Linked DNA regions of Mus musculus: region 2 is linked to region 1. Evidence: chromatin contacts called from ENCODE Hi-C or POLR2A ChIA-PET data. All regions are on one chromosome and are shown on one strand. The core of a region is the stretch at or near the end of the contact, and the rest is flanking DNA. Distances in the headings are between cores, read along the strand shown.

Region 1 (7,390 bases), core at 3,080-5,579:
TTCATTCAAAGGTTTCAGAATTACTATTAAGTCCAATTATATTACAAAGATATATAATAATAGGTTCTGAAAATTTGTTAGTATAAAGCATACATACTGGCACATATTTACAATTCCAGCACTAAGGAAGAGGTTGAGGCAGAAAAATTAGTAGTTCTAGGCCAGCTTAGAATCCATAGCAAGTTCTTGGGTAGGTGTAGAATTAAGAAAGAAAAACAAACACACACACACACACACCCACACCCCATTAGTATACCTTAATCGCCTATCATATTCCAATGCATTACATGGGCATTCAATCAAAGAAACTTTGGTTGTTTTCCAGAACTGGTATTCTTCTAATGGTTAAAATCTGCAATAAAAATGGTATGTATTACTACATGAAAACACTCAACAGATAAATATCTCCTGTAGTTCCTTCCAGTTGATCTAATCCATCTTGACAATACTCAAAGAACCACTACTCTGAAAATGTTTTTAGAACAAAAAATAACTTATTAAAAACAAGTAATAGGCATTATCACCTAAAGCGTCTTCCAAAAAAAAAAAAAGTAAGTTTCTGCTTTCATTTCTCTGTATGACATTCATTTTCAAAGTAACTATGAAAGAACTGAGAAAGAGTATAAAAAATATTCTTTGTAATTCTAAAATCTGTATAGCTTAAAAGTATATAAGGATAAAGATAAAATTTGACTATCTTTCCCCTAAATTACTAAATGAATCAATGATGACAAATTGCTATTATTCTCACCTTTAGTATTGCTATACTTGAGTGAAATATTTCCAAATCTTTTATTACAGTTCTACCAATTTAAAAATTTTAAACAATTGAGAAATAAATGGACCACTACTAGACTAACCTTTTACTGCTCCCAAATCGAGGTGAAAATGCAACGTTATTTATTTTTTTCATTTGTTTCACCCTTTCTGGTTCTTAATGACTTAACAGGTAACAACTATATTAAAAGAACAAATTATTAAATTACCAAAGGGGTAAAAATACTACATATGAACCATAATGCTTTGTAGGAGTTTTCTACTTTTATTTAAGAGTGGCTGAAGCAAGAAATAAAATAAGCAATGAATACCAATAGCCCCTTTATGTCTGTTGCTAAATATTTGATTGTTTAATGGGAAAAACGCTATTTTTCAAAAGATAAAGTTTTTTTAATATATTTGAGTGCATTGAAATATAGGTATCACAACCTTAAAAATAAAACAATTAAAAATTAAATGTTAAATTTTCATATAGTAATATGTTTTTAAGCAGTGTAAGAATACTAGATAATAATGAACAAAAGGTTTGGATATAAAATGTTTATGACAGAAAGAAAAAAATCTCAAAGTAAAACTTATTTATTAGTTTATTGTTTATACATAGAAAACATTACAAATCTTTCCTGTGTAACATTTCTTTGCTCAAATAAGAGCACATTAGATTCAGAACTTCAAGAAAAGTATTAAGAATAAATCACACACACACATGTATTTATTAACTCCATTACTTGAAACCTGTCTCAAAGAAAAATCCATTAAAGCATCTTTTATAAAGGCAAAAAAACAAACAAAAAAAACCTTAACTACCAGAAAGCATTATTTACAGAATTTATGATCATTTGTACATACTAACTATCAGATATTACATAATAGCAACATTTTTAAACATACACGATCACTCTTAAGACAATTAAGACACGGTGTAAGGTTCTAATAGTGCAATCTCTTGGAAGTAAGTGCTTTATCTCATTTCTCAACACTTAGTTGAAATAAGGTGGTATTTTATTACTGATTTCCTTTACTTTTATGAGATTTGAGACCACAAAGTTACAGCAAGTCAAAATCTGAAATCTAATTATATGCTAAAATTAATTGCAAAGCATATAGTTTCTAAATTTGTGCAATTAAAAAATAAAAAGGGTAAACTATACATAGTCTTACAATTCTTTCTAAAATGTGCTGTTCTAATTATAATCATACTATGTTTCTCATAAAAGGGGTTAAAAGGAAATCAACGTGGGGATTAAGTGTCATTAAAAAAAGAAAATAAAAAAGACAAAAGCCCTTTTAAGATTAGAAATATCTTACGATTTGAGATTAACTTCATTTCCATAACTGTAAATTTAAAATCTAGTTGTTGAAAGCTTATTGAAGAAATATTCAATATAGTCTGGAAATTCCTTTCTGTAAACTCAATCAGCTGACCAATAGTTCTAGACTGAAGACTTTGTCAACATTCTTTTTAGTTACTAAACACAAATAAATACACGAATAAAGTCTTCAGGAAACAAAAATTAAAAAGCAGCACACAAAAGAGAAGAAAACATGGGAATCAGAACATGAATACTCCCTTGAAATTTTTATCCTTAGATTTGGTTCCTAATAAACAGTAAAACAGATACTAATTTAATGGTATACAAAAACTTGAGGCTAAATTTTGTAAATGTACACTGAAGACAAGTTAATAGGCTTTTTAAAATTGTCTAAAATTAGACCTTTAATTGGAACTAGTATAAAGAACAAACAAATGAAAATCAATGCTACCAGGGAAACTGATACTTTTGTTCCACTCTCCTACAATAGTAAATGGAGTGCCGGGAGAACTATATCAGCACCATTCCTCAGTGCTGTTTTCCTGTGGTAATAAATAACTTTTGCAGCTTTCACAAAAGAATAGAAAATTGGAGTAATCAGTTTCTGTAGAAAAACACAGATAACTGCATATAAACATTTAAATAAGTAGGTATATATCTATTGGAATTCTTCCTTCTACCTAGTATTACATAAAACATGAAAATATTTTGAATGTTGTGAAATTTATTTAGGTGCTAGTGTATTCTAAATCAATACGAGAATTAGTTTAAATAAAGAATATCACTTTCAAAGAGTTGGTAAAGCAAACAAATGAAAGAAAAAAAAAAGAAAAAAATCTTCAATTATGGTCTTAATATAATACAAATCCCATAAATGGAAGTGTCAAAAAAATAATTCAAAGATTTTCTCCATTCCCATAATTCTCTTCCAGTCACATAATTTGAATAAAAATTAAAATACAAAAACAAACCAGTAAAAAGCAAGACAGGGTTTACATATGATTACATGCAGAATAGAAATGAGTCGTATAATTTAATAAATAGAATTTTATAGATAATTTTATGAAAAGATCCAAGATAAACAGATTCTGAAAAAAAGAAAGATTATGGGTTCAGTAAACATAATTATCATGAAAGTAATACAAAGTAGAATGTATTTATTATAAATTAATTTACAGTCCTATACATTTATAAAAATGTTTTCATTTGAATATTTCTAAATGCATGTTTGTCTTAAATTGAAATAATGCCTCAAAATTTCAATTATTTGTAAGATATAAAAATTTAAAAGTTCCTTTCAAAATCATCTACTCTGAAAACCACACCCTATTATCAAGATGGAATTAAAAGGAATGACAAGCAGGGTAATAAATATTGACGCCTGTCTCAAGTAACACTAAACAAAAACTTTGAAACCAGTCAAAGAAACCAACACATATGCACTGCTCGATACAACACATTCTCTCATAATGAATTTGTAAAAGGAATGCATTAATATATATGCTCACCTGTGCATATTTACTTGTTATATTCTCAACTAAGAAACATAAATGACTCGTAAACTAAACTTTTAAATCCACTGCAATGGCCCAGTTAGAAAACATTTAAAAACAGATTTGCAAAGTTCTAAGAGTACATTCAATTTTTACAAAAAAAAAAATGTAGAACAGATTAAGTTTAAAGTTCACTTTCATCAAAATGAAAGAAACAATTTTCCCTTAATATGTATCCAATAAATACATGAAGACTGAGACGGAAAAATTTTATCAAAGGAAAAACCAAACACCTTAGATCCTTCGGAGAAGTTTTCAACTAATGAAGAACAGAAATGTCTTATAACTCCAACAGCAGAAATACAGTTTTCTGAAAACAGCCTCTTTAGTTTTACATTTAAATATATATATTTCAGAACCATCTGAAAGGCTTTTACGGAAGAAACAACTCTATTATGTACTAACTTAAAAAAAAAACTCCGATTTTACATTTTGTATTTATTTGAATAGTTCTCTGTCTAAACACAGTTTTTCGTAGGTCAAGAATTATCAGCTCTGGGATCAACATTCAAACCCCCCAGTCCCGCTTCCTTCCAGCCAATCAGTGGGTAAGAAGCCCGGCGTTTGGGAGCTCCGTTAGACTCAATTTGAAAAACATCACATTGCGCTCCTACTCTTCTGGAAGGGATCTAAATGAGGGCGGGTCCCCCAGTTTTCACAGACACACACCAAATCCAGGGTTCTGATAAAATTCCAGAGGGAGAAAGCTCTGTAGGGGGCCTGCTCTGACTAGCAAGTCACCGAGGGTCTCCTGAAGCCTGAGTCCTCGGCGAATAACCGAGAAGCTGCAGCAAAAGCATCCGCAGAGGATCACTAAGGCAGGTCCGTGCGACCCTCCCGCAGAACGTCCCATGAGCTAAGGGTTAATCTAGGGGTGCTGAGGGAGGAAAGCGACACAAGAGTTTAACGTGGACTCTTCACAAAGACTAGTACCTAGCGAGCATTACCTAAAGTCAAAGCTGTCACTGGCTCATTCAAGAGCTGTCGACTCTGGGTTGACAAAAAGCCAACAGCCAACGAAGAAAAAAAAGAAAGAAAGAAAGAAAGAAAGAAACCCCCCCCCCAAAGGAAAGACAACTCCGCTTTCTTCCGCCTCAGCGTCAGGAGTACCCAAGGAAAGTTGAGGACTGCAAAATGACCGTTAAATCGTAGGTGCAAAGGCTTGTCGGCAGGAGACACCAAGTTTCACGCTACTTTTCCTTGAGACGCTGCGATTCAAGGACCGGAGAAGGAAAAAGTCTTCTAAGAGCCCGACGCCAGGAAATCGCAAGCTCGCAGCCCCGTCCTTCCCTTCACCCCGACACCCCTCCCCCTCGAGCGAGAGAGGGGACCGCCGGGAGAGCAACGACAAAATGACCCAGCTGGATGCGGCCATCCATCCATCCGCCGCGCCCGGGGTCGGGATCCGGCCCGGGACCGGCCCGGCCGGCGTCGTTTCTTCCCCGCACTCCGCAGCGCACCTCGGGGGCCGCGGGCAGCCGTCTCTCCCGCGACCCAAGTTTCCCGGCAGGAGACGGCCTGCGCCCGGACCGCCGTGCACACCGGGGAGGGCGGGCGGGCGCCTGTCGCGGGCGACCCTGCCGCGCCGGCCTAGCTCCCCGGCCGCTCGCGCTGACAGGTCGGGCGGCGGCCGCTCGGCCGTGTCCCGCTCAAACCGCGCCTCCCCTCCCCCAGCTCCGCGCTCCCGCCACCCGAGCGCGGCCGGACGCCGCCCATCCGAGGACACCCAACTTACAGCAACCGGATCCCCTGGGGGAGCTTCTGCCGCGAAAGTGAGGGCAGACCCCGAGTCCGGTCCCTGCTCCCCTCACGGTCCTCCGGTCCCATCGCTGCCACCTCTCGAGACCCGCTTCGCTACTTGAGGCTCTTACCGACTGCGCCGCATCTGGCGAAGCCCCACCGACTGCCCTCTGCTCTAAGTTAATTTTTTTGATGATTTTTGGGGGATTTTCCGGCGTGATCCTAGCGTCGCGCTAGGCTCGGACAGGTTATCCCTTCCCTCCCGCTAGATTGATGAGATCAGGCATCACTCGAAAATGGCGCCGAAAGCGCTGAGACTCCTCATTCAAATTCGTTAGAGCCAACCCCGCCGCCCCGGGGCATGCCGGGAACGCGGGCCGGCTCCACAGCTGTCCCTGCCTCCCCCCACCCACCCCCGCGCGACCCTGCTGCGCATGCGGAAACTTCTACCTCCCTCTCCCCCGGCACATGCGCAGGATCGTCGTGGCGCAAGGCTCTCTACTTCCTCGGTTCCAGTCCCCGCTGTGTCTTGCGCTCCTGTGTGTGCCTGCGTGGCCCCTGTGCGGCAGTGGAGGTGGTCAGCTTTCGGACACTACTCCGGTGACACACTAGTGATGAAACAAATCAGGGACTATCTTAAGAGTTTCGTAAAAACAAGACAAAAACCGCTTTTAACTAAACTCCAAGCCACCGAGTGCGCCTTCGAGCCCTGGGTGGCCGCTCAGGAACTTAAAACCGCGTATCGCTGTCGTGCTCTCGCCCTCCGCCAGCGCCTCCCAGATCTGTCACACCTAAGCCTAGAACCATCTCACGAGGTAGGAATTTTACGGTTCAATCACACGACCAGCGGGCGGCTGTCACACCCCGACGTTTCCCTCCACCCCAGACCTCGAGGTGTGCGACCAGCCCACCATGCACAAGCCTTTGGATTCTGAACTGGAGACGGAGCTTTCGGTTCTGGATTGGAGCCGAAGATGTACAATCTTTTGGACGTCACTAGGGTACTTTTCCAAAAGAAAAAAAAAATAGTGCTAGAGTAAATTATGGACTCACCAGATAGGTTTCCCGTTGTATGAAGCCCCGAAAAAGTTGTAAGAGCCACTGGGTACTGATAATGTGGTACGCATTGTTATCAAACGCTTTGTGGATCAGGTGTCTCACTGCCCACAACACCTCTATGAAGTAGGTATTATTTTTGTTTTATGGCTATTGAAACCTGATGTTCCGATTATAAATTCTGCCGTCTTGCAGCTGGTGAGAGCAAGCTAGGTAAACCGCCTTTAAAAATGACTCTATAACAGGACAAAAAAAATGAAGTTAATATTTTAATTTTTCTTACAAAAGCATCTTTTGATCCTTTGCTTGCAAGACATTGTCCCTTCCACTAGGCTAATTAAGATGAAGTTTTTAAAAAGAAAAACTGCCATTGCTCCTAGATGACTATAGGGCTGTGTTTGGTTATGTTTCACTTGATTCTCATGGATTTTTAAAAAATGACTGTGAGTGTTTTGTTTACATGTGTGTATGTGCATCTTATATGTGCCTTCAAACATCAAGAGAGGAGGGATTTCCTGGAACTATGCTAAAACTAAGCCTGGGTCCTTGGCAAAATCAACAAGTGCTCTCAACTGCTGAGCTATCTCTCCAGCCTTATCAAATGTTGCTTTTCAAAACAGAACCCAACAGTTTAAAAATCAGGGATATTACTATGTTTGCTCTAGTTTTTATTATAAAAACAACTTGTGATGAATTGTAACTTTAAAAAATATCTTCTTTATGGCTTTGAGGCTGGCCTAGAACTCAATTTTGTAGCCCAGGCTCAGGCTGATAATCCTGCTTCAGTCTCTTGAGTGCTGGGATTACAGGTTTGTGCCACCACACCCTGCAGAATTGTAACTTTTGAACATAAAAAAAAGATACATCTTGTTATTATGTCCGTTAAAGCCATGGATATGAAACTTAAGCACCAAAGAGGAAGTGCACTGGAGAAGGCGTCCATGGTTTGCA
Region 2 (7,390 bases), core at 1,792-4,291, 35 kb after region 1:
GCCTACAGAACTATAGCCATGCACCAAGGATTAGAGCCATGGAGGACTACAGCCATACACTAAGGACACTATTTCTTTACTTAGCCTTGTCCTTTAAAGCCTCCTCCTGCTCTAGACTTGCACTAAGTGTGAGTGTTCCTTGGAGTTCTGGCTAACTAGACAGCCTCCCGGTCCTCTTAGCCTCCCCCATGGCTTTAGCTACCACTTATATTTTAGTGACTTCAGAGATCCAGACTTTACACCAACCTCCCTGGGAAAGGTTCCCCCATAGTGTAAAAAATGTGTTTACCCCGAGGTCCACACCTTCTTACTCACCCAAAGACAAGACTGTGCATCCCTTGACCTCAAACAGCTAATGACTTCTCTTGGGTACATGGCAGGTGGTTCTAGCAGGTTCTATCTTAGCTCACAATCCTTTTACATCCCATCTCTAAGCCTCCCAGATCCTCACAAGGCCTATGTGACCAATTGTCACATCTATCAGACATCTTCTGGAGGTTTTCCCTTCTTGCAGGTTTTGAGCTGAGGCATCACAAAGCAGAGAAACCCTTTGAAATCCTGTGCTACATTTTCTGTTTACTTGTAGGAGGAAAAAAAAAACCAACCACCACCCATTGCTTTTTTTTTCCCCTCAAAGCATATCTGTTCATCCTAAAAGGCTAAAAAAATAAAAATGCCCATTCAGGTACAAATACAAATTCCTCAGCATGGTTATTCTGAATCATGAAGGCCCTGACCATCTGTCCAGCTTCCCTCTTACCCCTTTTCAACTCCCACCCAGCACCCGTACCAGTACGCACATCTATCTTGCAGGCCCCAGTGTGTGTACTCTGTAGTCTTTTGGACACTTTTATTCTTAGCTGACCTAACCACTCAGGAAGTCACCATCTTTCTTTCAAGAGACACCCCAGGTGACACTACCTATGGAAAGCTACAGCGGCTAGGAGAGCTCACTCAACTCTTCCCACCCGACAGACAACCTCACAATCTTTCTCATAGCATATGCCTCTTGGATTTCTAAAGTGGAGGCTGAAGGAATGTGGGAATGTGAAAATTAAAATCATAACACCCCAACAAGCAATAACGTACTAGTGGCACATTTACACACTAGGGAAGAAAAGCACACGTTTTTGTTGTACTTTCTTGGAAGAAATTGGGTGATAAACATAAAATTCCCACCAGACCAGACTTTTGACACTAGATAAATATCACACATCCCTTCCTGTTACAGAATATAGTGCAGGGACTTTGCCAGCATTTAGTTTCCCCTTTTATCATTCTAATATGGGCATTCTATGTTGCAGGTGTCTAGGAGAGTCAGTAACCTACACCGAAAAGCCAGTTAATGGTCATGACAGTCCCCAAATTCTCCATTTACTCCGGGAAATGTTCCACTTTCACTGTTCTAAGTCTTCTCCTTACAACACAGATTCTAAGAACCAAGTATTTTTCTTTCCTAAGACTTTAAATTGTTGCTTCTTAGTAGAGATCTTTGCTATAATAGGGCGGACCGATCCTATCGAAGCGTATTTCCCCGCTCTTAACTCATCTACCTATAAATAGCGCCGCTCACCGAGCTGAGTCACCAAAACCCAGAGTTTACTCAAAATAGCTCTTAAGGACTGCTGGAATTGAGTCGCTCCAGTGGTGACAGATTGACCACACACCCATCAAGCTGGGCCACGGACCAGAGCCATAGAACTGGCTCCTAACCACCAGGCGCCCAGAGGGCTAGTCAGGCGAGTAAGACCCTAGTCGCTGGGATCTCGAAGTCTGGACTCAGGAACCAGCTAGTGGCCAGACTCCGCCTTGACGGAACAGAGTCCTCCCCGCCCTTTTGGAGCTGGGAGCCGCGGGGGGCCCGGCACCCGGCACCGCCCTCGCCCACTGCTCACACAATGGGGCGCGTCGAGGGGCGGCCCGGCTTGAGCTTCAGACCTAGCCCTCATTGCCTAACTCCCGGTTGTTGCCAAAGCACCTGATGACCTCAGACTATTGCCCACCCTCAGGAGGGTGCAGAAGCTTGGGAGCAGCAGCCCTGGGGGGGGTGGGGGGGGGGAGAAAACGGAAGTGCCACCCCCTGCAGGCAGGGTGGTGACGTCACCCTACCGCCAGCCTGTAGCGGGGGTGGTTGCCCATCACGTGATCCACGCCCCTCAGAATCCCGCGCGCGCGCTCCCTCCCCCCCCTTTTCAACTAGACTCCCACCTCTCCCGCCTCCTCTCCCCAACTTTCGCCCTCCCTGCTCCCTCACCGCTGTCAACAGCGCCAGCTCCGCCCTCCCCAACGGCGAAGCAGCGGGCTCCTGAGTTCAGGTCCTTGCTCCCTGAGCGCAGGGTGCCCCCCTCCCACCCTGTCCCCAAATTTAGGCGCTCAGGGTGCGTGGGCCTCGGGGGTGCAGTGGCGGCGGCGACAATTCTCCACTCATTCCTCCCACCGTGGACCAGGCGGACTCTGCAGGTCTGCGTTCAAAGGGGACCGAGAGACGCGCACGGCCTCCGGGGAGCCCCCTCCTCTCACCCTGCGGCCCGCCTGCTCTGCCAGCTCCGTCTCCCGTGGGGGCCACGCGCAGATCTCCTCCTGGAGCCCCTCACTCTCTTCGCTCCGTGCACGCCGGGGTTACAGCTTTGCTTTTTTTTTTTTTTTTTCCTTCTGTCGCTGCTGCTCCTCGTTCTATTTCCTTACCGCCCCCCGCCCCCGCCCCGGTTCCCTTCTAAAAGTGGAGGCTGGAGGAGGGAGAAAAGCAGCCTAGAGTCGAAAGGGGCGGTGCGCACTGACCTGTCAGCGACGGAGGAAGACCCCCGGTCTGGGCGAGCTCTCCAGCCAGTGGGGGCACTGGAGCGCAGGGCTCGAGCGGAGCGGCGGCTGCGCTCGACCAGGTGTCCCCTAGGCCGGTCTGCGCCGCCCCCTCCCTCGGCGCCGCGCTCTCCGCCCCAACATCGGGGACCAGGGAACCCCCCAGCTCGATTTTTTGTGCAGTTTCAGCAAAGCTCCGAGGAAGTTGGTCCTTTTGTTCCACTATTTATAGATTGCGTCAACATTGCGAAAAGAAGAAGGCGGAGCGGTGGCCCCTCCCCCGCCCCTCGGCCCGCTCCCAGGAGAGAAAAGCCCCAGCACACGACCTAAGTACACAGCGCGCCAGCCGCCCGCCCCCGGGCCTCCTGCTCGCCACTTCCCCCTCCCCCCGCCCGGGCCCGAGCGCTGCCAACCCCGTCACGTGCCCTCTCGGGAAAACCAGCTCCCCGGGGCTGTGCGCCGCCCGCCTGGTTCCGTGGCAGCGGCCTCCGCCCTGCGGCGCTCCCCTGCTCCTGGCTGGGGTCGCCGGCCCGGGTGGTGTGCACGACCTGGGGACCCGCACTCTGACCACTCGACGGGGGGTGGGGGGGGGGAATTTCTCCCGGACCCGAGCCTTGCGCGCGGAGTGGCCCCGAGCGTGCCGTTCGCTCGCTCGCTCGGGCGTCTCTACCTCCCTCCGTCTCTGGGAGCGCCACCGCCCTACTTGCAGAGAGCGCGCGCGTTTGGGCCTCGCTTTGGAGCCCACGGCCTGGACAAGTCCCTGTGCCCCCTACGTGCGGCGGCTCCCGCAGGCGTCCGCTTGCTAGGCCTCGCTCCCCCGGCCAACGGGCGTGAGGGGTGCGGGGGTGGCTCGCAGCAGCTCCCAGGCAAAAGCGCTGGGCGCGGGAAGCGCGGGGCGGACGCTCTGGATCCGCAGGTGCAGCTAGCTTCACGCTAGCTTCCTTCTCGCTTTCCCAGCTGCTTAAAGCCCCAGGCATTTGCGCATCCGACTCCTTGACAAGGGAACGCGGTTCTTGAGGACTTACTCTTTGGTTACAGGAGTGATTGGGGCAAACCATTACAAGTTGCCTTTAAACCCCGAGGACGAAGTGATAGGCCCCTCCAAACCCCGAAGTGAAACTGAGCGCCCTGCTGGCCTAAAGCCTAGGCGGAGGGCTCAGTGTAAACAAAAAGTGCGATAAACACCAAAGGAAGGCCTTACAATTAAGGCAAACTAAGTGGTTAGTCTAAGCGTGATTAACTTCTGTAGCTTCTAGTCCCTTTCCTAAGTAATTGATTTCAGAACGCAGTTTTACTTTTCAGGATCAGAACATAATAAGTTAGCTACCAGATCACTGATTCAGGAAAACAGGCTGAGCTCGGATGAGAACAGGAAACGCATCGGACTTTCCCAGCAACTGGAGAGGGGTAAACAGTCTAGAAGAACTCCCCCCATCCCACTCCCCCGCCCCAAGTTCGGACCACCACCACGCCTCAGCACGGGCACCTACCTACTGTGAGGGGCTTGGAAGTTAGGTATAAGGGTGGGTCCAAACCTGGTAGAGCTTTTCCAAGAGTCAGATGGGGGAGGAAATAGATTTGCCTAGAGTTGAGAAACCTTTCCAGATTTAGGCCCGCTTGCTTTCGCTCTCTCTATTTCTATTTCTTTTCTTTCTTTCTTTCTTTTTTTTAAAGGAGAAACTTTAGATTCTAAAGCTTAGAACGTGCCTTCCAAGTTTGCTATGTGTGTGCTTGCTAAAAGAAGGAAGTGAGACAATATAAAGTGAACTTTTGCAGCACTCGCTTCCTTTCTAAAGTTTGGAGCTGCAGGCCTGATAGGCTTTGGTCGCCCACACCTGGCGGTGTGCAGAGCCTAGGGCGGGACCTCAATCTTCCCCATCCTCTGCAATTTATCCAAAGGCCCTAGCTACTCACCTCCCGGTCCTTGTACCCTTCATTACTCAGCATTTGGAAAACAAACCTCTTATGAATGCAAATTCGTTTCTTTGACACTTTGGTTGCAGCAATAGCTACAAATCACGTTTCTTTGCATTTAGTAAACAAGTCAGGGCCTCCTGGTCCTTCCCACTCTTGCAAGGGTCAGAGTTTGTCAAGGCATGGTCATGGTTGCCTTACCCCGTCCTCCGACTAAGGCTCAGCGGCACAGCTATTTTGTTAAGACACCGGCTTTCCGCCCCCACTTTGTTCTTTCACGGTCTTCCTAGCCGCGGAGAGGAGGGAAGGGAATCAAAACGAAACCACTTCAGGCGCATCAGTCACAGCCACTTCCCTAAGGGCAGCGGTGGCAGACCTAAGTGTAGGGTCGCAAACATTGGCCGAGATGGGGGTGGGGGTGGGGGGAGCTGTTCCCGAAGGAAGCCCAGGAGTTGCCAGGATCTGTCCTAGGTTGCGAAGGGTCCCCCTCCCCCCAAACTCCCATCTCCGGAAAAGTGCATATGGATAGTACATCAATCTTGCATGGAGAGTTTGGTCTGGGTCTCGAAGTTGAAGACTGAGACCCTGCAGAAGTAAAGGAGTGTGACACGAACGAGTTTGGCTTCTAGTGGCAGATGTCTTAGCAGGGTCTCAGGCAGGAACGCAGGCGAGGGTGCGCAAAGGCCTCTTGGGACTCGAGGCCCACGGAATTCTTGCCCGGCTGAAACTGGATAAGCATCCCGCCCACACGCAAATAACCAAAGTTCTATACAATTTAAAAGACTTCACGAAACTAGTGGTATCCCTCTTCCCTCATAGGAGTCATTGCAGTGACAAAGGCGGCCTCCGGCAGGTTTCAAAGAGACGGGTGGGCCGACTTTAGCAGTTCAGGGAAGGCATCTTACGAGGTGAAGGTAACCAAACACAACTGGGGCGCTCAGGAATGGCAGCTGGTGTCAATCTAGTCAGCTAAAACGTGTCCTCGCTTCCCCTTCTTCCCCCACAGAGAAACAACACTGACTTGAAACAGCTTCCACCCTCACCCCACCCCCATACTTTCTTTACCACACACTTTATTCTGTTTAGTAACACCTTTGTTGCAGCAGTATCTGTAGGTCTGGGCAAGTGTGAGAAAGACCTGCAGGGTCTCGGGGAGTTGAAAGTGGAAACCGTTTGCTGGAGTGCTCGCCCTGCTCACCCACACCTGACTAAGGACTTAGCAGACAGCCATTACCCTTCCAGCTGCTCAGAGGCGCTTTGCTTTTGCACTGAGGTCATTCGCTCTGTAAAACCCAAGACTAGGAGTCCTGTATGTATTTGCATTGTTCAGACTCAGCTTCGCCAATAATTTAACCACAGGACTCAAAAAAAAAAAAAATGGCCTTGCCTTTCATAAGTTCTCTTGGTCGAAACCTGGAAAGGCAGATATTTCTACCCCCGGAACCCTCTTGGTAAACATCAGAAAGCCCTAACTGAAAGGGAAGGCCCACTTTATCCTCTTTCCCCTCTATATGAGTGAGGCAAGCTACCTAGGAAATAGACCCTGACGCTCTCTTTTTAGCTTTCCCCCATTTCTTAAAAAAATAAAATTACCCAGCACAAAAGCTAGTTTTGACTCAAGAGATTATAAAAGGTCTGCGTTTACCAAGTTCGACCTTTGGTCTTATTATATGGCTAGTTTTCTCACTCTTGCAAATGACGTGTTTTCGTGATCGGGTTCCATGGGGTGTTGCTGTTAAAGTGGGCGTCTGTGATTGTGAAGTTGGTCTTGCCCTCCATTCTTTCTAAACAAAAAGCACGCGCTTAAAAAAAAATCCACACTCTACGTTCTTTAGTTTAAAAAAAATCCATGCATTCATAACTAATGTTTTGCCTGAGCTAAAGTTAAGACTTAAATGCTCAAACTGCCATCCTTTGCGCTCGCCACTGAAACCCGAGTCAGACACCTTGGTGTGGAGTCCAGTTTGGAAATAAATCCACGCCTTTCGAGGTGAAATGGGAGCATGGCCCAAGCGATGCATCTGGCTTTAGATTTTATGAGGAATATGGTCTGGAAAAGGGAGCGCCTGTTTTAGCCGGCTGCGTGCCCTGGTAGAGTCCTCCTGGAATTCCTCCTGCAAACAGCGCGTCTGGCCTCGACCCACAGGGCCTCAGGCGACCTCTGGGCGCCGAGCTTTTGAGTTAACCCTCCAGCATCGAGCTCTCCCCGGCCTCAGCTGAGGTCGCTAAGCTGCGGCTGACTTCAACCAAAAGGAGAAAGTTTAAGGTTGTAGATCAGATGTCCTGAAGTTGGAGAAAGGGACAAGAGACTGCCTTCGCGGTTAGTTACTAAAAACCTCGGACACCTCGTGCTGGCTGCGAGGCGAAGAAAACTCCCTTGGGGGAAACACTAGTGTACCCAAGACTGTGCCAAACACTCCACAAGTCCCCAGGTAGCGTTCCACCCCCGCCCACCACCGGGTTCTTTCACAATCCAGCGGGTTTCTGGCGAGGGTTCGGCGTGGGTTAGGGGCTGCAAAGAGGTACAGGAGCCGAACCTCCTCCGTTTTCCGCCCACTCAGTCCAGGAAACCTTGAAGCGGGGAAAAAAAAAAAAAAAAAAGGCGCGACGCGGTGGGGTGTGGGGACGCTGACACAGTTCACAAGATGTCCGGGTAGGGTCCTGGGGGTCGGGGCGGGTG

The links. Hi-C counts contacts between places; a loop is a spot of excess contacts on that map. ChIA-PET counts read pairs that join two places held with the same protein, here RNA polymerase II (POLR2A).
Region 2: a loop to region 1 is called in a map of heart, with 8 times the contacts of the local background. The contact joins the promoter of Dleu2 here to the enhancer-like site in region 1. A Hi-C loop is called at or near these places in 23 of 37 maps with a recorded cell type or tissue (CH12.LX, T-helper 1 cell, T-helper 17 cell and 8 more). POLR2A ChIA-PET finds 5 or more read pairs at or near these places in 5 of 5 experiments (Patski and embryonic stem cell).

Annotation. Positions count from the first base shown.
Region 1 is chr14:61,643,104-61,650,493 of GRCm38, forward strand. Dleu2 (deleted in lymphocytic leukemia, 2) reads right to left here. Exons shown (of 7, transcript NR_028264.1): 2 at 257-352. Among named protein-coding and RNA genes, the nearest start is that of Mir15a, 15 kb to the left of the region's middle. Within about 2 kb of position 4,330, at least 3 of the 3 ENCODE cell types and tissues checked have a DNase peak (open chromatin) inside an H3K27ac peak, as active enhancers do; they include gastrocnemius, heart and left cerebral cortex, where a contact is called at or near this core.
Region 2 is chr14:61,679,332-61,686,721 of GRCm38, forward strand. Dleu2 (deleted in lymphocytic leukemia, 2) reads right to left here and starts at 3,042. Exons shown (of 7, transcript NR_028264.1): 1 at 2,779-3,042.